2 separate regions of the Homo sapiens genome follow, and region 2 is linked to region 1. Evidence: chromatin loops called from intact Hi-C (ENCODE). Cell type or tissue: B cell. All regions are shown on one strand. Each heading gives the region's core, and the rest is flanking DNA. Links, peaks and the distances in the headings are about the cores only. Region 1 has its middle 77 kb from the start of TBCA. Region 2 holds the start of OTP-AS1 (OTP antisense RNA 1).

Region 1 (12,347 bases), core at 1,647-9,646:
GAAATGTAAAATTAGTGGAGATGTGTGCATGAAGGGAGCCGAGCAATTAGCAAGGCGCGGGCGCCCGCTTGCCCAGAGGGGGTCGGGGAGGGCGAGTGGGGAGACCAGGGCGCGAGGGCAAAGGGCTCCCTTCCTGGCAGGCTGCGGTCTGCAGGCCTTGGCTGCGGCGAGGTCAGCGCTTGTGCAGCAGCCCCCGCTGCAACGGCTCCCGGTTAAGAACAATGCTGCTTCCTACCATCCCTTTACAATGTACGCCTGTCCGTGACTTTATACCCACTTGAGGCCCACAAGGCACCATTGGGAGCACACACACTCTCTTTTTCTGTTTCTCCCCAGCTTGGCCCGGCAAAAATCATGTTAAACATCCAAACGCTGCAAACTTAACAACTGTCAGCATCTGTACAAACAGTTCTCAAATCCTAGAACATCGATCTTAGGAAGAGGGGCCTGAGGCCTCCAAGCAAGACCTTGGAGTCCCTCCGGCTAGTACCCCATCCTCATTCTCTTTTCTCCCACACCTCCCCAGTTTGTAGCTCCCAGATAGCCACTCTCCTTGGTGGCTGCAGGGCTTGGCTGCTAAGTGCAGTGCAAGGCTTGTGATCTGGGTTTCCCTCCGCCCAGTGTACGGATGCGCATAAGCTGGATATTAACAATGGCAGTGTGCGCTCGCACCTCTGCCTGCGAGGGCAGGTGTCTGTGTACAAGTTCTGTTAGATGCAATGTGGAATTACGTGCATTTGTGCAGGTTTCTAAGCCATTTTGCAGCCGAGTTGTTGCTCTGAGATTGGATGAGGGGGCCAAAGAGAATGCCCCTTTTCAGGGGCTTCAAGGCTACCTTTACTTCCTCTCCTTGCAGTTCCAGGTGGCAAACCCAACCCTGTCCTCTCCCCACCCTCCCTTAAAACCAACCAAACAGTTCACAAACCCTTATTTATTTGTTTGTCTGTGGTTATTGCCCATGTTATTAATTGCACCCAGGACTTCCTTGCTCTTTGAGAGAGCAGCGGTATAAATTGGCTCTAATAAATATTAGCTGCTAGATTAGGCGAGGTGAAGCTGGCACCGTGCTCTATTTTCGACCTGTAGCCTCTGCGAAGCCGCCAGTTCTGCGCCAGATTAGCCCCATCCATCCAGTGTCAATGGTTGTCTTGTTGAGAAAATCAGTGAGTAAACAGGGCTGACAGAGAGGGGGCCCAGCTGATTACTCATACAAATAGACTGCAAACTCCTCCAGGAGAAGCTGTTTCCAGAGATGGGTTTCTCGCATTGACAAGGCTGCTTCTCCCAGGATCCTGTGTCCTGCTGTTCCCACTTTGTCCTCCATCAATCACACAATTGTGTCCGGGATGTTTTATAGAGTCACTTAATATCCCTGCCTTCATCTCTATTCACTTAGAGAATCATCTGCCATCAGGGCTAAAGGCTTTCTGCAGGATAGGACTGGCGACACACCCGGGCAACAATAGCTCTGGTGGAAACAGGGCCTGGCGCCCTTTCTGATGCTAATAGAACAGCCCCGGGATGTTCCAGTGTGAGGCAGCTCCTATTGAAATCGGCCATTAGCCCTTTGTCCACTGCATTAAATTATCCCCTGGGCTAGTCCATGATAGGGGTATGGAGGCCACCATAAGTTTTCTTTAAAAATTATTTCTTTTCCCCTAAAATGGTTTTTGGATTTGAGAATTGGTCATGATGAAAGTCATAAGTGCTTTCTCTCTTCTTTTCTTTACAAAGTAGGGGGAATTATGTTTAGGCTAAATGTATAGAGTACTTTCGGCCTTTATCCACTTCTTCATATTATTAGCAGAACTCTGCCCGCCTGTGCCCCTACCCACCTCACTCCTCCTATTCCTCACCCTCTGCCTCTAGCCAGACTGTCCTGTCCAGATAGGAAAGGATTAAGTGACATTTAGTTTTAGACCAAAAGCAGAGCATCTTTTAAGCAGAGAATTTCCACAACTAAGAGGCCAGCTGGATACAAAATTACATTTTACGGGGGAATTTTAAAGACAGAAAAAAGAATTACAAGGTATCACTCTTTGAGTGGCTCATCTACAAATTAGATTGCTACACAATTAATCAAAAAGTTAATTAATGAGCAAGTTACTAATTAGGACATCTAAAACCAGTGTGTTTATAGTACCTTCATTTAAAAAAAGCCCCTTTAGTTAATTGGCCCACACACTGATCTCATAACTGCTAGTGGAGGCTAAAATACTATAGATGTATTATTTATTATGTATAAGTCCTAATTATGTCACCACTGCATTCTACACTCCATAACTGACAGAATGTTACAGTTAATTGGAAAGGTTGGCATTTAGGAAAATATAACCAGACTAGTCTATGAAACCCACTAAATATATCTACATTTACACTTTTTCCTGGGCAGGGACTCCAGGAGGGATACTTATGTTTTCTGACTGGTCTCTGGGAGTTCAAGCTCACAGAGCCTCCTGTTTATGAAACCTCATAAGCCCTAAAAGTTTATGATTTGCTTTGGAGAATTGCTTATGACTGAAAATTCAGAGGCAAAATTAGGTTTGGGAGTTTGAACTCCTGGGGCTCCCACTCACTGAAATGGAGCACTATGTCCCAAAGTGGGGTCTTTTTAAAAAAAAGTTTACATTAAAACAGGGGTTTCCACTGATAATTTTCATAATATTTGCAAAGGACAAATGTCAAGTTAATTTCATTAAAAACAAGAGTACATTCAGGTGAACTGAACATTCCCTCTCTTTATTGTGTTTTCCACCTGGCTAGTACCCTAGCATTCGCGCTTCTGAATGGCTAATGGTCTCTAAGCGTAGGCCCTAGGCTACCTGGAGCGCTTCCCTTTACTTTGGAAGAGAAAACAAAGTTTAAAGCTGGAGTCTCAAGGGTTGAATCCTTATCCCCCTCCTCTTTTCATTGTATCAATCAAAGCCCCAAACCAACCCGGCCCCTTTTCTGAGACTGTGACCTGGAAGATCTACCATAGCCAATGCCATCCTCCACTCCCCCACAGTGACCTTCTCTGGAGAGGGTGCAGGGGTGAGGAGTTGGGTAGATTGGAGGAGGAGGCCTGCCCCACAAAATGCTTTCTCTCCAGGCCCTAGGCCTCCCGCATCCACTCCACCCCTCTAAGAGTCTCTGAACTAGATTCTTCTGAGGGGAGAAGGGAGGACCCTGTGTCCAGACAGAGACTCAGATAAAGGCTTTCCAGAGAGAGGTCAATACGCTGCAAACAACCAGCTTTGATCTTTAGCCACAGAGGAAGGTGGCAACACCCCACACAGACACACACAGACACACACACACACACATGCAGGTTACCCCAGCGAGGAGAACACACATAGGTAATTTTAATGAAAGAGGTTCCTGTACCACATTATTAGCAATAAATCTACACCATTCTTTGTTGGTTAAAATCATTATGATCATCATCGCTATCATTACTGAACTCATTATTCTTGTGTTACTATCAGAGTAGATTTATGATAATACCCACCATTACGCCTGAGTTAAAGAAGGTGTAAAGGTTTGATTAATAGCTGCTTTCATGTTTTAATATTCAACATTTTCTCACATTTTTTCTAAATAAGGACGATGATAATTACAGGCGGTAATTACTGCTTTTGTTAGGAGTGTGTAATTAGCCACATATGCATTGTTCTTTAAAAAAAAAAGCGCAGGTTTGGGAGCTGGATCATAAGTCTAGGGGTGGGCAAACAGAGCTTGGACAGGTCACCCACGGACGTTTTGACAAATCGAGAGATGGGTCCGCAGCTCTGCTCCATGTCTACCTGCCCGGGACACCAGGAATTTGCTTTGAATGAAACCAGGTGAGGTTGGAAATAAAATATTTGGACGGGTTTACTAGGAGGGGTGGTGCGCCTGCAGACCTGCGGGTGTCTGAGATTCGCTTCTCAAGAAGCAACTCTGGCCCAGCCGTAAGGCCTCATAAGGCCTCGGGCTCGCGGGCCCGGCCTGAGGCAATGTGGCCCTTATCTGTGTGCTCCCTGGTATAAAAACGCCCGGGCCTTGTCTCCTCCCGCCCAGCCGACGCCAGGCGCGCAGTCAGCCCCGCATCCGTCATTTTCCCTCATTGACTTAGCCCAAGAGCTTCCTCCGAGCTCCCAGACTATCTGTCCCTTAAAGGTTACACGCTGCCGTGCCTCGCTTTGTCTTCCTCGTGCCCTTTCCTGGCAAAAATGGAGACATCACATCCTTGCCCAGCCCCAGCTCAGTATTTATGAAGGTTTTCTGACAAATAGGCAGGCTGGCCACGCATGGGTGACTGCCTTCATTCCGCACTTGGCTTGTTTACATAGGACCAGCACCATTTCCACGGATTAAACAAATCACAGGGAGAAGGAGACATTTATAACCCGCCAACGAGGCCACAGGCAGTTGGAAAAAAATGTGCTAGTGAGTGTGTTGCGCGACTGTGCAAAGTGAAAATGAATGCCCTCTCTGCAAGGCTGACCTTCGGGAGAGGGTGATCCCGGCAGCCCGTGTGTTTGCCGCACGCGAGGGACATGCGTGCAGAGGGGCCGCGTGGATTCGCGTGTCAGGGAGGGTTTAGACTACTGGTTAGAGTGCCATTCAATTACTCGGAGTTGGACCTCTCCCGAGGACACACACAAAGGCCAGGGAGCGCGAGTGCGCGTTCCCTCTCCCAGAGTGTGTGTATGTGTGTGTCTATGTGTGACTGTGCCCGTGGGACACTGTGCGCGCGACCATCGCAGGACCCTCCATCCAGCAGTTAACCCTTGGCAGGCCGGCTCAGGAGAGAGGAACTCCGAGGGGGCGCGCTTCTGCTCTACTCCAGCAAGGCTTTTACAGGCCGGCGCGAGGTGCGGGCGGTCCCGTGCGCGCGCGCGCGTGTATGTGGGTGTGTGTCTGTGTGGTGGGTGTGTAAGAGGGACAATGTGTGTGCCTGCACGTGGCGTGTGCGCGTGTGATCAAGTGTCTATGTGGCGTGTGCGTGTGTGGTGTGGGTGTGCGCGGCGTGCATGTGTGCGTGTGTGCACGCGCGAGAAGTGCGTGTGTAGGCGCGTGTGCAAGTGCGCGCGCGTGTGTTTACACTTCCAGAAGTCAAATCCTTTCTAGGACTCCCCCTTGCTTCACCCGGAAGTGTTCGGTGACCCCTCCACCCAATTAATGAAAACAAAGCAAAGGGCCCGAGCGGGCCTCCGACAGCCCGGGGCTTGCGGAGCTGGACGCCGACAGGGCGTCAGCCCGGTCGCTCGCGGCGCGGAGGCTGCTGCGGTTCGGAGCTGGGGTTCTGCACTCTCGCTCCCGGCTCCCGGCTCCCGGCTCCCCGCCACCCGCAGCCTCCTCGCGCCGCCGCCGCGGGCACCGCCGGGGCTTCAGTGACACCAGGCACCCGCCCCGGGCCGCGGGAGGAGGAAATTCCCTGCAAAATAGCAATGGTTCCGAGAAAAGGATCACAACAAAATATTGAATAAATTCCCTTTTAATTTATTTGATCATTCCACATTACGGGGCTATGAATTGCTCAAATTTGATAACAAGTACTCAATTCAACTCATTATGTAAGTTAAATTAGACTTCGATAAAATTTCAGTGGCGCGCAGTGGTTCCTCGAATGAAATGTAATTTGTGCAAGAATTTGTTGTATCTGTCACAAATATTTCCAATTAGCGACCGTAATTATTTGATAGTTTCTGCAATTATGGCTTAAACGGGTGAATTTGGGACTGTGGAGGACCCTAATTGGCCTAAATTTGATATTTTGCATATTTGCATAATGAGGAAATTGGTAGAAAATTGTGTTCATTCATTTGTGAAAAATCCTATGAATTTTATGAATTTGAAAGCTCTGTTTGTGCAGACTGTGACTTTGCCTGCTGATCCCTGAGGAGCTGACGCTGAACGCCTGAATGGGCAGCGCGCCAACTTCGCTGCTCCAGGAGGGGGGTGGGGAGGGAGAGGAGGAGGAGGAGGATGAGGAGAGAGGGGAGGTGGAAGGCTGTGGTAACGGTGGGCGGAGGCGGGACCATGGCGCATGCTCCGCGACGTCCCGGGCCGCGGGCGGAATCCCCCGGCTAACCTCCTTGGGGGTGAGACTGGGTGGGATGGGGGTCGGTGGGGGAAGTTGCATGGGGTGTTATACCCGCCCGGTTACAGGCCGCTGCCCTGTAGCATAACTGCGCGCGCGCGAGCGCACACACACACACACACACACACACACACACTTGCTCTCAATGAGAAATGTACCCAATCTGCTAGGTGGAAGGGGTAATTGTGGAGGGGTGAGGTCTTGAGATGATGGTAACTCTGCACTTGTTTAAGTTAAATTGCCAAAGCTTCTCCTCTCAGTAAAAATGTTTGATCTATGGCGCTGTCAATTTAAAGTGTTTAAAGAGAAGCAAAAGCATAGATTTTAAGCTGCTTTGCCCAGCACCCATTCATCATGCATCAGAGATTTTAAAGTTTCATGGTTGCTGTGGTTTAACATCTCAACTCTCTGACACAAGAATCTAGATGGAGGAAATAGCTCTGCAGTCAGAGGCTTATGACTAAAGGAGAAGGATCATGGCAAAAAATAAAATGCACAAAATACTCATTTCTGCCCATGCAAAGAAAGGGTGGTCTATTTTAAGGGGACAGGTTATGTTAATAATTATAAATAGAAGTGGAACCCACTTTTAACCAAAAATTACTGAAACAATGCCACCAATTTCTTTACAGGAGGGAGATGGGAGAAACTAGTTCAAAAGAAACCAAACAAAATCCCCAAACACTCCATCTCCTTTCTAATAAATAATGTTTTTCCCCAAGTATTTTGTTGCAGATATCCTGTATTTTCATCAAAACCCATCAAAAAAAGTCATCCTCTATGATTCTTGAATGTAACATTTTTAGATACTCCCTTAATTTCTATAGATCTTAGATGCATAAAACCAAGCAAAACAGACTCATAGTGAAGAACATGATAATATCTGGCTTTGCAGTTAAGTGCCCCGTAAAACTGCTCTGCTTGTGAACATTACTTTTGCTGGGAAAGACTTTCTTATCTACATGGAAGTGGGTAATGTGAGTGTCTAACAGGCTATAAATGCTTAAGTGCTTTGTTTCACAGTGCATTTTCAGTAAAGGTCAAAATAAATTCATCTTCCTTTAATGCAGTATTTATGTTTGTGCAAGGTTTGGAATAAAATCACCATTAAACTTCCATATGAAAAAACGAATAGGAAAATGGGAGCTGTGTCTTTGGTTCAGTCTTTTGTGGATGGAAAGGTATCATTTGAGGATGGAAACAAATAGAAGAAAACCAGTCAGTCACTTAAGACAGAATTTGAACAATGCAAAGATATTATTTTACTAATATTTAAAGTGAATTAAATAGGTGTTTTTCCATTTTAATTTAAATATTCTTGAGAACAGTAAAAGACAGATGACCACGGTGTCCAACGTTCGGAAAATAGGGGCAATAACATCCTTGCCCATATCACAGTATTTTGATAAAAGATCCAACAAGAATATTGGGTATTAAGTCTCCTACTATTATACTGTTGTTGGTGGCAGCATCATCATGATCACTATTGTTATAAGTAGCAGTAGTAGTATTATTGTGACATTAGTATTAAGATAACATGTAAAGAAGGATCTTGAGGGCAGAGTTGAAAATTAGCCCAGACCTCCTTCGATTACAGCATGAAAAGGAGCAGGTCATTCACATCTTTTTCTAGCTTGCACACATGATCAGTGATCACCATGAGTAGAATAATCTTCAAATACAAAGGATAATAGTTCATTCTCTTCTTCATTTAACAACACGTCATGTTAAATTTGGGGGATATAGATATTATTTATTTAACCTGTTCAAGAAGTCATGAAGCACCACTTAAGTGCTGAAATTTAAGGCCACCTCTAATCACTGGGGTGAATAAGGAACACAAAAGAAGATTAAATTGAAGATGCAGGATCTGCCTCAAGCTTAGGACCAGGACACAGTATTAATTTTTGCACCTTTTTTGTGAGTTCATTTTTAAAAAGAAACTTAAACAAAGAGGACTTTTGTGCAAGCATTAAGCTTTCAATGTTACCCTACACCTATTTTGGTTTTTCCTTTATATAAATATATCTGTAAGTTTTTTGTTGTGCTTATTATGAACAGGACAGTATTCCCACTGCAAAAGCTTTCTCAGAATGGTCTAAATCTGAGTTAATCACATGGTTAATCACATGACCTAAACCTCCACAGTAAAAACGTTGGTGAAAATCAAGATTGGGGGGAAAAAAAGAAAAAAACCTACCACTCCAGTTCCTTTAAATCAGAACATTGTTTTCTTGGCCAGGCATGATGGCTCACATCTGTAATCCCAGCACTTTGGGAGGCCGAGGTGGGCAGATCACTTGAGGTCAGGAGTTCAGGAGCAGCCTGGCCAACATGGCAAAAACCATCTCTACTAAAAATACAAAAATTAGCCGGGTGTGGTGGTGCACACCTGTAATTCCACCTACTCAGGAGGCTGAGGTGGGAAAATCGCTTGAGCCCAGGAGGCAGAGGTTGCAGTGAGATCGAGCCACTGCACTCCAACCTGGGCGACAGAGTGAGACTCTGTCTCAAAAAAAAAAAAAAGAAAAAAGAAAAAAAAAGAAAGAAAAAGAAAAAAATGTTGTTGTGGGGTTTTTGTGTGTGTGTGTTTCCTACCCCCACCTCCCACCCTCAACCCCCAGGAAACATTTGTCGCCATCATTGTATATAGCTCAAGACCAATTTGTAAGGTTTAGGGCTGGAAATATGATCGTTTACTAAGTATTGGATCTAATTAAATCCACAGAGAAGAAGATTCCGGTGGTTTGTGAGACTGCAGGAAATGGTTGTCCTCCCCAGGCCAGTCCCCACCCCAAGATCAAACATAGCCTTTCATTCCTGGAGAAAGTCAGATTCCCTGCAGTTTGTGGGCTTCCTCTCAGCAGAGGAGAAGCTTGTAGGAAACAAAGCCATAGCAATCCCTCTACAGGAACCCTTTCCTTGGTTCCTTACTCTGAACATTTTGGGCTGAAGCCTTCATGTGTGGGCTCCCCTTCTCATCTGTTTTTTTCAGAAAAATGTATGCTGAAAAAGTCTTCACACTACAAAAACTGCTGGAAAGTGATGAGATAACAAAACCTCCTAACTTGGGTTTATCCAGCAAAATTTTTTTAGGATTTTCATTTTAATAGGTTATTCTTATAGATTTTCTTGTATTGCCTCTCTTTCTGTCTCTCCTTTTCAATCACCAACTATTCCATCGAGGCCATCATCATTTTTCACTTGGATTATCACAGTAGTCTCCTAAACTATCTGCTCTGGCTCTAGTCTCTTGCCTAATCAGTTCATTCTGCCTGGGGCAGACGAGCTAATGTTAATATTACCCTGCTCTCATCAAATTCGTCTTGCATGCTAAATACACCAACATCTCACCCTTTCATAGAGAATAAAGTCCAAACTCTATGAACCTGTTTTCAAGTCTTTCAATAATCTGGCTCATCTTCATGTCCAAACTTATCTCCCACTGCTCACCCACTGAGCCCTGTATTCCAGCAAGATTTGTTTCAGAACACCCCCCTGCATACTTTAATCACAGTTTGCACCAGGAACACCCTCCTGTCTTGTTTGCCTGTTTCCTATAGGTTATTTAAGAGGTAGCCTATCCCCTTTATCATATAGGTGGGAATTGAACAATAAGAACACCTGGACACAGGAAGGGGAACATCACACACCGGGGCCTGTTGTGGGGTGGGGGGAGTGGTGCGGGATAGCATTAGGAGATATACCTAACGTAAATGACGAGTTAATGGGTGCAGCACACCAACATGGCACATGTATTCATATGTAACAAACCTTCACATTGTGCACATGTACCCAAGAACCTAAAGTATAATTAAAAAATATATATATATATAAAAGAAAAAAAAAAGAGGTAGCCAACCCCTGCCCCCAACACCACCACCCTCTGCCAATGAATTTGCTCATTCATTCTTTCTTTCATTCAATGAACATTTATCGAATGTGCCAGGCACTATCCATATGCAAATTGCGGGGGAGACAGAGATGAAGAGACCAAGTCCCATGTCCTCAATGGAGATAACATCATGTAGTAGGCAAATAACAACAATGCCATGTACTAAAAATCCTATGACTAGGACACAGACAATGTACAATGAGAATGTCCCAGTCCTTTCATTGCTTTCCATTCTAAGTTCCCCTCTTAAATTAAACCCATCATGCCCACGGAAGCTCACCCTACATTGCCTCGTACTATTGGTAAGTTCCTCAAGAATAAAGGACTCTCTCCTTTTGTGTCCCTCAAAACCCCCAGTACCAAGCTTTGGAACATAGATATTGATTGATTGATAAGTGGGCATGGTTGTAGTGATATAATTGTCACTTTCAGTTATATGAGTCAAACCTGGTTGTTCTGTAGGGTGGAGGGACCACCATGAAAAACAGTGGTGGCCTCTTTTAGTCACACTGTAATGGCCTGGTTTTCCTAGCATCTGACACTCTTTGGGTAAGGCTACAAATGGGCACCCAGAATTGTGAACATAACTTTATTCATGGTGGCTTATCCCAAATGTTTTAGATTGTATAATAAAGAGCTAAAGAGTAGTAAGTAAATAAAGATAATTTAATTAATTTACAAAGACCACTCAATTACTGTTTTTTTGTTTGTTTGTTTGTTTTGAGACAGGGTCTTGCTTATCACCCAGGCTGGAGTACAGTGGCGTGATCTCAGCTCACCACAGCCTTGACCTCTCAGGCTCGAGTGATTCTCCTACCTCAGCTTCCCCAAATAGCTGGGACCACAGGCGCAAGCCACCACGCTCAGCTAGTTAAAAAAAAATGCAGAAAGAAGGTCTCACTATTGCCCAGGCTATTACTGTCACCTTGATCATGTCCCTAATACCTCCACTACCACTCCAATATCCCTACTGCCACTGCCATAATTGTTAGTAACAGAAGTTCTTTATCATGGGCCAAATCTGGTGGCATATACCACACACCCCTTATTATTGATGGTAACAGACACTGACTTCATAAAGAATGTTACAGGACTCTCTTATAACTCAGTCCAAAGTAGCATTATACTTATGTAAATATAACTGCATATGTAAGTGAGGTGCAACTCAGCTATGAAAAGGCACAGAATTTTAAAAGTATTAGGCCAGGTTTAAAATCTTCAAACTGTTGACACATGAGCCTTTCGATAAAATCAGGAAATATAATGAGAAGTATTACAGCATCGCTTATTCAGAATTGGAGTAGTCACATCACAGATAGATCTGCTAGATCTCCATCAAATCATGTTATGCAAGAGGAATCAAAGAGCCGTTTGTGTCTGTAGCCTCATCAGAAAGACTCCTTGTTAAGAATATGGAATGGGCCAGGTTGTCACTGTCCACGTACCCACCTAGTCAAGGTGGATCTTAGATTAACAGGCCTTAAAAATCAAATCTAAATTTCCTAGGAAAACTTCCTATTACGCACAGTGGATTAAACAAATGTGTTTGTCTGTGCTCTCTATGGAAGATTCTCTGAAACGATGGTAAAGTAATAAAGAAGGTACCAATCAAAACAGGCAGACAGCAAGAGAGGAGGTGACAGCAGAGGAGAAGTGCAAGTAAAATTTTGGAAGCTAGAATGCATAAGTACCAAGAGTAACTGACTTAGCAGACCGCCCAAAACTGAAGCTTCAGCCTCAGTGGGGGAAATTAACAAGGAACAAAGCAACCCATCTCACAGAAACTCGGAGAGGTTCAAGAACTAGAAATACCGTAGGCGTCTCTAAAGGTGGTAGTGTCAGGAGGGATTGCAAACAAGAGGCTTGGTCAAAGTCTTTTAAAGACCAATTACGCAGGGTGCAGTGGCTCTTGCCCATAATCCCAGTACTTTGGGAGGCCCAGGTGGGTGGATCACCTGAAGTCAGGAGTTACAGAGCAGCCTGGCCAACATGGTGAAACCTCATCTCTACTAAAAATACAAAATTAGCTGGGTGCGGTGGCATATGCCTGTGATCCCAGGTACTTGGGAAGCTGAGGCAGGAGAATCGCTTGAACCTGGGAGGCGGAGGTTGCAGTGAGCCGAGATCGCGCCATTGCACTCCAGCCTGGGCAACAAGAGCAAAACTCCATCTCGAAAAATAAACGAATAAATAAATAAATAAATAAATAAATAAATAAATATCAATCTCTCTATCCCCACAACCACTCAAATTAGATTAGAGATTTTCCCTTTAGAGATGTTGAACCAGAAGGGATTTGGGGACACAAGTCAAGATAGGGATGAGGCAGAATGTTAGAAACATGGGGAGTGAAGTGAAAATCTACATACTGAATGGCGAGTTCTC
Region 2 (12,347 bases), core at 2,838-10,837, 220 kb before region 1:
TTTCCATTGCATCTGAGATATAGATCAGAGTACTTAGCACTTGATCAATCCATTATAAATTGACTTGTACGATTTTCTTTTTAAAGTATATTTGTCTTGTCTCTCCAATTATATGATAAGCTCCTTGAAGAGCTTGGATGTTATATATTTCTCTGGTACCCCCACCTACAGGCTTTGCCAACAAGCACAAAAAAACTGTTGACATATATAAGTAGGAAAAACATGTTAAATGAGAAAACTAAGAGTGTTTATCACTGAGAAAATAAGATTATGGCAGAGATATGTTCTATTCACTGGCTATTCATGTGTTCCACATTTGCCAGTCCTCTTGCAATTAGGGGAAGCCTTATAATAATTTCTTAGGTACTGGACCATGAGTAGAAGTTTCTGGACCAAAGCATAAAGAACCAGTTTAAACTTCTAGTTTTTTCTTCCTCCCACAAAGACCGTGGAAACCCCATAATGGGGTGATTAAGTAACAACATGAAACCTGCTTGGATCACTGGGTCACCACATGAAGAAGAGCTCTCCTAGAGATTTACTTTACTCACAGTCACATTTGTGTGAGCAAGAAAAAAAAAATCCCTGGTTGTGTTAAGCCAGAGATGAATTTTATCTGGTACCATAGCATAGCCTAGGGGTATTACACTGACTGATATTAACAAAAGAAGACTAAAAAGAAAAATCATTTCAGTAGTAAGAGCTGTGACAGAAAGTCCTTCCTGAGGTAAGACTACGGAAGAAAGAACTAGGAGACAAAAGACAGACTAGGCTCAATGAAAGGAAGAACTCTGGCAGGCCAGTAAAAGACATCTACCTTTCATTCAAACAGAGCCCACAAGTCCACTTGGTGAGAAATAAAAAAGGGACAACTGTGGTCAAGAAATTTGAATGAGACGATTTCAAGGTCCCTTCAAATGCTAAGATTTTATGATCTATGTTTGGCAATGGATTCCTAATATATGGAGGCCAGAAAAAGGACATGCAGTTTATGCTGAGTTGTAATTCTTTTAATAACATACAGAAGCAACATCAAAGTATCTCCCTGTAAAATCTTGCAGGGACAGACAAGAAAAGCACCAAAAGACCCAAGGATCCTCTCCCTTCCCCTGTCCATCTACAATGCCACACCTTTCAAAGTACTCCTAGGGCTATTTGACAAGTTTATTGCCACCTCAGCTCAGAGCTTGTGTCACAAGAAGATGACTTCATTGATAAAGATTTCTCACCGGATTAAGAGCCTTCTCGGTGGCTGAAATATCTTGAATTAACCTCTGGAAAGAGGGTGAGGTTCCGTAGGACAGGAGTGTTTCTAGACTCTTGAAACCATGTGTTATTTTGATGCAGTTATCATGTCCTATCAAAGTATCTCTTGTTTAAATTACAAGGGTGGACTGTTAAATTTCTAAGTAAAGATATTTCGTTTTATTCCCCGAAAATATTTTAACAGTAGGGGAAATGTCTATATGTTACATACACAAGGGTAATGCTTAATGACCTGAAAATGTAACTTAAAGAATGATCTCTGCCACTTACTAGGGATATGACCTTTGGCAAGTTACTTAGCCTTCATGACTCTCAATTTCTTCCTCTATACAACAAGGGTTAAAATATCTACTTCATAATGGTGCCATGAGTTAAATGAGATAATGAGCTGTGTCAACTAAAAAATGGAGTTCAAATGTAAGGTACTGGAGGGAAAGTAATGAAATAACACTCTCTAAAAATGTTATTTTTGAAATCAATGTTGGAGTACCTAAGCATTAAGATAATAGACTAAGATAATTAATAAAGCAAGGGTAGCAAAAAGACCAGTTCAGCTTCACTTAACTCATTCAGAATTGTGCAATTAGCAAATCTAAAAAGAACTTATTTTAATTTCAGTATATCTATGTTTTGTTTTATAATTTAATATTTTTATTTTTAATTTCATAAAAATCACATATAATCTTTTCCATGTTAAAAAGCATCTACAGTTCTTAATCTGACCTTGAGTTTATCTTTAATAGATTCAATAAAGACTAGGAACAAAAGTATATAAAGTCTTATGACAGTTCAGTGAAAGATGCAAAGAACATATACTATATATGTCATGTGGGTTAATTATATATTTCCTGGTACTTGTGAATTACTTCAACACAGAACTGAGAGGGATTGTGGCAGCGTGAGCAACTGCAACAAGTGTAACTCAAATAAAATGGGTCTGAAGATGGAAACTGAGATATATGGGATATTTCATCACGTGGATGGAAGATGCAGCTTAACGGTAATAACAACTAATTATGCCTGCTTAAAGACAAACAACTTATGAGCGCAGGGCTTGGAAGGCCGAGGGTGTGAACTGCGGTCCCCATGCCATCACTTGTATGGCATGTATGCCATCATCAAAATCAAAAGATGGCTCTTTTTTGTCAGGTCAAGTGAAAAACTCTGTACACAGCTCATACCCAAAACTCCTTAATGGCACGTTTTAGTAAGTCTTCTAAATCCATGCCTTGTTTTGATAGTGTACACATTAAAAAAAGCCAAAGGCATTGTTCTGTGTCTCTCTGTAATGACCACATGCTAAATCGGCCATGGTTCCTATACCAAAAGCTCTGCACTGAGGAGACTTAGCAGAAAGCCGGGCAGGAGGTGCCCCTCTTTGTTGCAGCTTTCATTTTTAAAATAAGTCATAATTTCTGCATTGGATACAAAGATGGGTTTACAGCTATTAGCCATCATATTAATAATTTAGAAAATACATGCCCAATCACTGACGTTCTTTCAATTCCCTATGAACACAGCTGCAACCCACATTAGAAGTGAGGGTGAATGGATATTTTTCAGATGAGATATTTGGGCTGAATTATTAGGGTAGCCTGTACTACAAAATTACTAATAAACATTGCTTCTGGCTCAATTCAGCCTGAACTCAGTGAACCTAGCCAATGGTGACAAATCAAAAACTCTGAAATGCCCAGTGAATGAATCTAACTAATCACGGAACCCTGTAGGAAGTAGATGCCAGGATTAATGAGCCAGTGGTTTCACCATGCCATGCTGTTATTTCTTCACATAAATGCCCTCAGATGAGATTATCTTTATGTCATGAAAAGGAGAAAAGGAAGGTTACATTATTTCAACTGACAGGTTAACTACTGCCATTACTAGAATACACATATTTGTGGGCTAAGTTTTTTCTTTATCCTAAAAATTTAAATGTAAGTTCCACAATATAAATTAAAAACACATTTTCATTTTTGGGAAAAGCTGTCATTGGGGGCACCAAACATAAATTGTCCCAAAGTTAGAATTTTCCTCTTTATTTCCTCTGCATGTCTATATGCACATCTACCGTGATTTACCCAAACTGCTCTGCATGCTGTTTTGTATTGAGTATCTAACATCATCTTCAGCAGGTTGCATTCCCATATCATATTTCCTCCACCATCAACAAAAGGTAATCTAAGTGCAAAATCATTACTATACCATCACTTGTATGGCATGTATGATATTTAGTACCAATACTGAGGAAAAAATAAAGATACAAGGATGAACTTGTATATTAAAATAAATCAATCATATGGTTACATCATAATGGATTGTTTCCAGCTAGCATGTGGTGACAGTATTCAATATCAAACAGGCTACTCAGCAAAAAGTACAATTATTAGAGGCAGGACATCTAGCATGTTGTACTTAAACTACTTTGTGTTCTGATATTATTCAACTTTATTGTCTTTATTCCCTTATTAAATTTACTTAATTATTATTAGATCTTTAACAATTTTGAGTCAGAATTGCTGTTAATGATGAGTAAAAAAATTGTATGAAGCATTATTCTGTTGTTAGATTTTTCTCCTTCAAAAAGCAGAAATCTTTCAGGCTTGTGATTGAGGTTCTTATTCTTCTCTTTTTATCTTTGCTAAACCGTCAACCTTAACAATTCAGGCCTGCTTGCCTTCCCTTAACCTAATGGCGTATATGACTTTAAAATGTTCAGGATTCTGAATACAAAAATCTATTATTGCTATAGAAACAAATATTAGCCCAGAGTCAAGCCAAGTGAAAAACTCTGTACACTTTACTATAATATTGATAAATAACCACTACATTATGAAATATAAGTATCTTTGAAAGCATCTATCACTTGAGTTGATTTGCAACTTCTCATCAGTGTTCTGAGTTGGCCCATTTTTTTCCAATGAAAGATCCCATTTCCCTTGCCTTTGAGAAATACAATTTTTAAAGATTCCATTTAGCATCCTTTATTGCATTCCTACATCATAAAGTTATGCTTTATAGCAGCATAAAAAGCTGTAAAATTGGCATCCTTGTAAACAACATTCCATGAGCACTGGTGAAGCAATCCGTAATTTGTACTGATCTCTTAAATGTGACTTGAGATTACAGTATCCACGATTTCAATTTTTTTTAAAAAAAAGCACTAACATAAAACAAGCGAGAATATGATGAAATGCAAAAACAAGGAAAAGTATTTTTCATTAACTCATATTTTAGAAATTTGGTGGTTGTGTGCTGCTGAATTCTTGGATGAGTTCTCAAATACAGAAATGTTCCGTTCTTGTATGAAATTCAAAATGAGCATGTTTTCTCTTCTTTAATATTTTAATGTACTAAAAATAGTCTTTAGGAAAGTGTATAACTGAAATATTCTGTGAACCCACCCACCAGTTTACCTCTAATTAAAATTCCTAAGGTAACATGAACAGATTTACTTTATCATTAAAAATCATAGCTTTTTGTTCTCATCTCTGAGGAGATTCCATTGTGTTCTCTTAGTTGAGTAACGATTACAACAGCTCCTCAAATTCACATGTAGCCCAGCTGTATTGTATTTTAGCAGGAGGGTATTTTTTAGGGTTTACACTCTGAGGCAACCAAATGAGAAGTCTTCCCGTGGGAAAAGGGGTGCCCTCTCAATGCCTATAATGACCATTAAATTTCAAACCACAAGATTGATTTCGGTTAGCCTTCCCAAGGAAGCCTGTGATATCGATTTGCCTCCAAGTTTAAAACACACCGCAAACCTTCCCCTCGGCCGACCGAAGAAACGGCATTTTTTTCCTACTCCTTTGGGGCAGTCCCCTGAGCACGTGCCTGAAGTCGAGGTTAGTACGCAGCCAGCAGGGACCCTGACAGGAAACCAGAGCAGCCCCGGGGTTGGGGGAGCCCTGGTAGGTGCTGGTCGTCCCGGACACGCCTCTTCTGGAGAAGCGCGTTTGTCCCTTACTTGGGAGGTCCCGGGTATCTGAAGCGGATCCCGGGTCTGGGGACATGAAGGGGCGCCGTGGCCTTAGGGAAGGCCCCAAAGAGGCCTAGGCCCCGGAGGAGGCAAGAGCCGCGGCCTAGCTTCCACCGCGTACCTGGGGCCAGACACGGCTGGGGCGGCGCCGGAGAGCAGAACTCCAGGCTCTGAAGGCCGAGGGTGCGAATTGTGGTCCCCTCCCACCCACGGCCTCCCCATCACGCGCACGCAGCCCGCGAGGGGCGCCCTCCGCGCCACTGCCCCAGGGACACCGTTCATCTGAGGAACTCTCGCGCCCTGCGTTTCGTGCCGACAGCGACGCTCGGAGTCCCACCTGGGAAACCTGGGTTGGCCCGGAAACCTCGGGAGGCTCAGAGCTTGCGTGAGGCGCTCGCGGCGCCCCAGCATGCCGCCCCGTCGCGGAGACCTCACCTTGCAGCCCAGAAACCGAACCCAAGCCCACTGCAGGGCGAAGGGCCCACGCGTTCCAACTGGCGCGAATATAACCATTCCCAAGACCGGCCCCTCCCCTCCCCCCACGAGACCCCTCCCGCCGTTCAAGGTCACACCAAAACCCATCATTCTCTATATCACATACTGAAAATGATTTTATTTTATCCATTTACATTTAACTTGATATAAACTTGTCCGGAAAAGTCAAATAATATGCTTTATATTAGCTCAAACATTTATTAAGAAAACCGAATTCCATAAATAAACACAGACATTAAGTTAAAACATATCACAAATTGACCAGTATGTAACAAGAATGCTTTATCTACACAAAACATCCTATTTCACATATTTGTTCATTCTTAGAAAGCGCTTCTGTTCTCTGGGTTTGGATTTGACCAGCACATGCAGAAAGAGCTGATTGTGTTTCTCTGTACAAAGTTGCAGGGTTGTAGATGTCCGAGTGCCCCCATCGGCTGCCAGCAGGTGGCCGAGGGGCACGAGGGACGACAGGACCACCACAAAACAACCAAGGGCACAGAGCAGCGAGAAGACAGAAACAGAAAAGGAAGCAAACAAACCCCAGTCCTGAAGGATCCAGAAAAGAGATGTGGCTTTTGCTTTTACAAAAGAAAATTTTGCTTACACGTTTATTTTATTCTTCCTTATAAAGACTTATCAAAATGGGTCAGATCACCTCTTCCTCGTCACATGACTGCTTTAGTCTACTCCAGCCACCCAATCCACTGTCACGTTCCTCCTGAGAAGCCTTCCCTTCTACACTCTCACACAGTTGTGCTTAAGAAAATGAAAATAAGATAAAATAAAAATAAAAGCGTTATCTTGCAAGCCAAGAGAGGGCTGCACGGATGTGACTGGGTGGACTGGGCAAGGGTAGCGTGGTGGGAGAGGAAAGAAAGACAGGAGCTTGGAGAGTACAAGGATAAATCAAATCATATCAGTTGGGCCCTCAGATGAGGCGGTTGGTAGCAATGCTTGTCCTCCTTTAAGACAAAAATCCCTAACATTGTGCTGTCCCTTGAACACGTCCGTGTGTGACCTAGGTGCACCGTGTCTGTGCGCGCGCGTGTGTAGCGTCTGAGCGTGAGCGAGAGTGCGAGTGTGTGTGTTTCTGCCCACAAACCAGTCCATTGGTGTCTGATTTCAGATCCTGAGTCGACTCCCTGGTACGTAAAATGGCGGGAAGGATACTTTTTGCCGGGCGCGGGAGGAGGGTCGCGAAGTGTGGGGAAAGAGGGGACCGGAGGGGAGGCGGCGGGCGAGGGGGGTCGTAGGCGTCGCGTCGAAGGTGTGGGTGGGAACGCCGCCCGTCAGAAGGCCAGGAGGAGGGCGCGAGCACGGCCAGCGCAAGCAGGGAGGCCAGGGTGGCGGGAAGGGTGGGCTGAGGCGCTGGAGACCGAGCCGAGGGCGCAGCTGGGTGGGAAGGGAAGAGGGGCGGCCGGGAGACGGGGGACCGCGGGCGATCGAAATCAGGCGGAGGGGAGGCCTCGCGGGCTGGGGCTTGGGGTGAGCCCGAGCGAGTGGAGGAGAGAGGCGAGGACGAAACGAGACGGGGCGAAGGCCGGGGCGGGACGGGGCAGGGCGCCGGGGTCCGGGTGCGCGCCGGAAGGGCCTCGGGGCGGCCCCCGGGGCGGTGCTGGGGGCGGAGCGGGCCGGGGCGCGGCTGCATTAAGTGAAGCTCATAGAGACTGTGTGCTCTAGCGCCTTGCGGCGGAGGGAGGCGATGCTGGTGCCCCGCCACACGTCGCTGCTGTCCGGGGAGCTGCAGAGCTGGGGCGAACCGGAGACGTTGCTGGGGCCGGGGAGGGAGGCGGGCACCATGCCGGGGAAGGCGGGCTGGTAGAGGTGCGACTGCAGCCCCGCGCCGTTGGAACCCGCCAGGCTGTTGGACAGGCCCATGGAGTTGGGCGGCGGACCGGCCGCCAGGCTGCACTGGGACAGCGACTGCGCCATGGCCTGCTGCCTGCCCAGCGCCGGCGGCAGAGGCAGCTGTGACACGCCAGGCATGGCGGCCGCCGCCCAGCGGGTGTCGTTGGCGTGGAAAGAGCACAGGCTGTCGCCCATGGCGGCGGCAGCGGCGGCGGCAGCCGACGGGAACTGAGGCAGGCCTGGCGTGGGCAGCAGTGTGCCGGGCGCACGGAACACGTTGGTCGTCTTTTTGCGCTTCTTCCACTTGGCGCGTCGGTTCTGGAACCAGACCTGGAGCGGGCGGGGCGGGAGACAGACAGGGAGCTATTAGCCGGCCCGGCGGCTGGGGAGTTGGGGCTTGAGCCCCAGAAACCCGCCTCGGATACAGCCGCTCTGCCCTGGGAGGAACAAGTGCCGTAGGCCCGACAAGCCCCCATACCCAGCCGGAGACTGTGGCTCCCCACCAACTCCTGGCAACTGGCGCCCCCTGCACCCACCAAGCGCGGAGTCCTGCGCTCCTAAGAGCTCGTGCCCCGAAGAGTTTACGCACTGTGCAAACACACCAAATGTGTGCAGTCTTCACCACGCCCCTGCACATTCTGTGCACTGCACAGATTCACAGGTCTGCAGTCAGGCATGTGTCAAAGTTCGACCCACAGGTGTACAAATGAAGATAAACGTGTACCCATGTAGCTTAATAGCATGCCTTATAACACTGATGTGCTATAGAATTTTCAGAAACGCTGGAAATTTGGAAATTGATGACAGGCTGTGGATGACATAGTTTCAAAATCGAAAGACAAAGGAAAACCCCTAACGCTACGGTTGACAGAGCGGAGAGGTTAATACAGTGATCTGCGTGGGAAAGTGAACGCCACTGAGCTACAGTGTTGTTTGGGTCACCACCATGACTTCCGATTCCTCCCATATTGCTTCGTGCTACTGCCACAACTCTCCGTGCCTCATTCCCAAACCACTCTATGGACACCTTTGTCTGGGCTGTACGAGTGGCTGGAACCTGCTGCCCCAAGAGCCTTCAACCCTATTCTTTTTTTTTTTTTTTTTTTTTTTTTGAGACGGAGTCTTGCTCTGTAGCCCAGGTTGGAGTGCAGTGGCACGATCTCGGCTCACTGCAACCTCCGCTTCCCGGGTCCCGGCTGAAGCAATTCTCCTGCCTCAGCCTCCCGAGTAGCTAGGATTACAGAAACGCGCCACCATGCCCAGATAATTTTTGTACTTTTAGTGGAGACGGGGTTTCACCATGTTGGCCAGGCTGGTCTTGAACTCCTGACCTCGTGATCCACCCGCCTCGGCCTCCCAAAGTGCTAGGATTACAGACGTGAGCCACCGCGCCAAGCCAAAGTCTATTCCTTTCAGGAACTTACCAAGGGTCCCAAGTAACAAGGCCTCCAGTTCCCTCAAGTCGCCCCCATTTCATTTATAAACTAAAAGCAAATTTTCGGACCAATATGAATTAAAGGAGGTCACATTTCACTACGAGATATATGAATCAAATTTAATTTTGCTCAGACAAACCCAAACGTCCTTTTTCAGGGAAATGAGTTTGATAAAATACACTCCAAATGAAAACAGCCTTCCTATTTTTTTTTTTTTTAACAGTGGCCCGGGAGTTACAGACCCTGTCAGGCAAATTTGCCTAGGCATGTCAAACCCTCTATCACAGAAGAAGAGTTCTGCCTGAAAGATATCACATAAGCTGCCAATCCAAGATAACTCCCATCTCCCCCTATTTGAATGTGATCTTTTTAAATGACAATAATAATAATAATAATTTGCCAGCAAGCCTGCCTGGAAGACTTGCAGTTTAAAATCTGGTCATCTGGCGTTTACTGTGCCTAAATATAAATGATGTAGGACAAGCCCAGGTACTGAGTTTCCTCTTAGAATTTGGCCAACGCAATTTGACCACGATATCCGTGGAAAAAAACGTTGTGCATCCGTTAATCTAACCTATTTAGTGTTTACTCTGCAAGCTAAAGTATCAGGGGTATGGACATACCTGCCCTCGGTCTCGGTGAGCCAGCAATGTTCAGCGGTGTGTTCATGCCCAGGCAAGCGTAGACGCACTCTACGCTTACCAGTGTGAACGGTGTTGCAGTCTAGAATACTCCCCCAGCTTGGGGCCGGCCCTCGCCTTTCTACCGTGCCTGCGCCGTCGCCTACCACTTTCTTCCTGTGGTTTCTACCCCATTTTGCAGATTGCTGCGTATCCCAGTGTCGGCGATGGATAAACAGGTCTCGTCTCTTCCCAGTTGCAGCCCGTGAGCTGGTGGCACAACGGATTAATGAGGCAACAGGGCTCTAGATGGTGAGTGGGATCAATGAGACCCAATTGAGCTGTTAGCGGTCTTAGGCGGAGAGCATCTCTCAGGAGGAAAGGAAGGCACAGCGAGAAGACCTAAGGCCGAAAGTCGCTGTGCAGCACCCACCCAAGGCTGGACTCGGGGGAGGTAGACGGGACGGTGTCTGTGACTAAACGGTTCCCACACCTTACACGCCGCACCGGGATTATGTTTTGAAAGGTGTCTTATAAAATCAAGACCGGTTCCTAACAACCTGCAAGTGCCAGTGAATCCCGAAATGTTTGTTTGAGGAGAGGGAGTGTGAGGGAAGGAGCAGAAAAAAGAAAGAGGGGGAGGATTGCCCAGTAGAATTTCAATAGAAAATGTGACTACCAGAATGGTTTCTGAATCTAGGATCTGCTCAGGCACAGGCGGAAAAGAACAGCTGTTAAAGAACTAAATATTATAGAAATAATCGGAAAATCGTGCTCAATTATGTTTGAGGGTTAGTAGTCAAATGATGGCTACAAATTTTTTTATGTTTCATGGCTTACTGGGATTGGGAAAAAAAATCTGCGTGGGGTCTGAGCACCTCCGTTCCAAGCTACGATGCATATGTTTTTTAAATGTGAATGTTTCCACTTGAAAACTAGAGCATGACGGATTAAAATGCAGGCAAAACCTAAGGGAGATTTTTAGAATGCACAGATGACAACTCCAGGAAATATATTAACCCCAGCCACGGGCCAACTTTGTACTCAGTTTGAAATGCAGCTCTTCTTGGAAAATGCTTAATACAACAGTGAGAATCTAATGGAGGTTGGAATCTAAAAATCCACTTTCATGATATCTGCTGTTACAGTAATATAGACATACTGTAAATGTATTTTAAAATATATAGCCCGTTTAATTCCCCAGCTATAAATGACTGAGAAATAGAAAAAAGAGGGAGAGAAAGAGAGAATATTACTTTTTCCCCCCTTGAAGCAAATGCTTTATGAAGATCTCATTGGAATCCAGCAAATGATTAATGTGAAGATTTTGGAGGAAATCTGGGGAGCTGTATTAAAGCCTAGATCTCAGGTTCATTTCGATCAGCCAGCCGTGAACTCTGGGCCGAATTCATTACAGTTTAATAGTGCTGGGAGAGGAAGAAAATGCAATTTCTCATTCCATTAGAAAACTAGAAAATACTCTCAGTTTGTCCCCCTATTAAGATGTGGCAGGTGACAGGGCCATTCTGGGGGACACGGTCAATGGAATTACAGCACACTATTTTTGTTCATATAAAATATTGAAAGGCAAGCCTGACTGTGCAGAAGTTATTTTACTGATTTGGTTTTTATGTAAATAAAATATTGAAAGTTAATTAATCCATGCTAGAGACTAATGATTATGCTTATTATATTGCATTTGATCACATAATTTGCATGATTCTCACATTGCTGCTTAATAAGCCATTCCAGGTTATAAATAATTCTGAAATTGGTTTCTAATAATGGCATGCTATAAAAGGAATGGTTTTATTACACTGGCCAGAAAAGAGGAGCTATATCAGACATGGAATTGGCCTCCATGTGAGTAGAGATGCTTTAATAAATACTTAAAAGTGTGATATATACCAAATAAAGATAAAAAATAAGTATATTGGATAATTTAGTCTAGAATCAAAAAGCATCTTTAAAAATATACAATTGCAATGAATTAAATGTTTAGATAATTTTTAATCAGCGCAGTGGCCCACATACTGAAAAGAATGTGTGGCAGTCTGTTAACTATAAAGAAAACTATGAAGTATTGATCATATAAGAACATAAGCCAATTACTATTTAATTTGAATTTGGTCAAGGAGCAATGGTACAGTGAATTGTGAAGTAAATACATTTTCCATAAATTATTTTTGCATTACATTACATAATGTTAATCATTTTGAAAAGTTAATTAAGAAGGTTATGTTGATCTGATTACTTTTTAAACTATGGAACATTATTTTTAAAAATATTGAAATTGCCATTCTATTAAATTGTGTCTATCAGCAGGCTCAAGCTATTATCTTTGCTTGAACATTATGCTGGAACAATTAGAGTACTTTGTCTCTTTCTTCTTGTGCATTCTTTTGTGTACTTTTTGAAAATAACTATTTCTGTTACATAGCTTATATTTTATTTCATTTACAACTTTTTCTGTTAAAAGAATAACTGTCATTAACCTTTGGAAGACCTAATAAAGTTTAATAGACCTCGTTTTCTTTTTTCATAAAATCAGTTGTTCAATTATATTTTATTTGTGATTCTAAGTTCTATTTTAATTTAAACTAATTGCCAGTATATCTAGGTTAAGACACAGCATTTTACCCTTTAAATACAGAATTAATAGATAATCTTTCTCTTAAAGGACAAAACCCCAAAATT

The links. Peaks named below come from ENCODE experiments on the same cell type or tissue, not always from the same donor. Only the 100,000 strongest peaks of a DNase experiment are listed, where the experiment ranks them.
Region 2: it touches region 1 in a loop (6-fold over the local background); 17 of 110 quality-filtered maps call a loop at or near these places.

The regions. Positions count from the first base shown.
Region 1 is chr5:77,846,704-77,859,050 of GRCh38, forward strand. No RefSeq gene overlaps it. Among named protein-coding and RNA genes, the nearest start is that of TBCA, 77 kb to the left of the region's middle. RefSeq lists enhancers at 1-2,604, 1-209, 936-1,884, 4,496-5,005, 5,006-5,513. In B cell, for the core only: no CTCF peak of the experiment used is centred there; DNase peaks (open chromatin) are centred at 5,088 and 6,118; H3K4me3 peaks cover 2,524 bases; H3K27ac peaks cover 483 bases.
Region 2 is chr5:77,622,871-77,635,217 of GRCh38, forward strand. It overlaps OTP (orthopedia homeobox), which reads right to left. Exons shown (of 3, transcript NM_032109.3): 3 at 5,842-7,924. The coding sequence ends at 7,394. It overlaps OTP-AS1 (OTP antisense RNA 1), which reads left to right and starts at 6,801. Exons shown (of 2, transcript NR_198942.1): 1 at 6,801-6,891; 2 at 9,853-11,590. RefSeq lists enhancers at 5,467-6,032, 7,790-7,839, 9,323-9,823, 9,926-10,055 and a silencer at 7,180-7,619. In B cell, for the core only: no CTCF peak of the experiment used is centred there; DNase peaks (open chromatin) are centred at 6,461, 7,551, 7,721, 8,321 and 3 weaker places; H3K4me3 peaks cover 2,623 bases; H3K27me3 peaks cover 6,017 bases.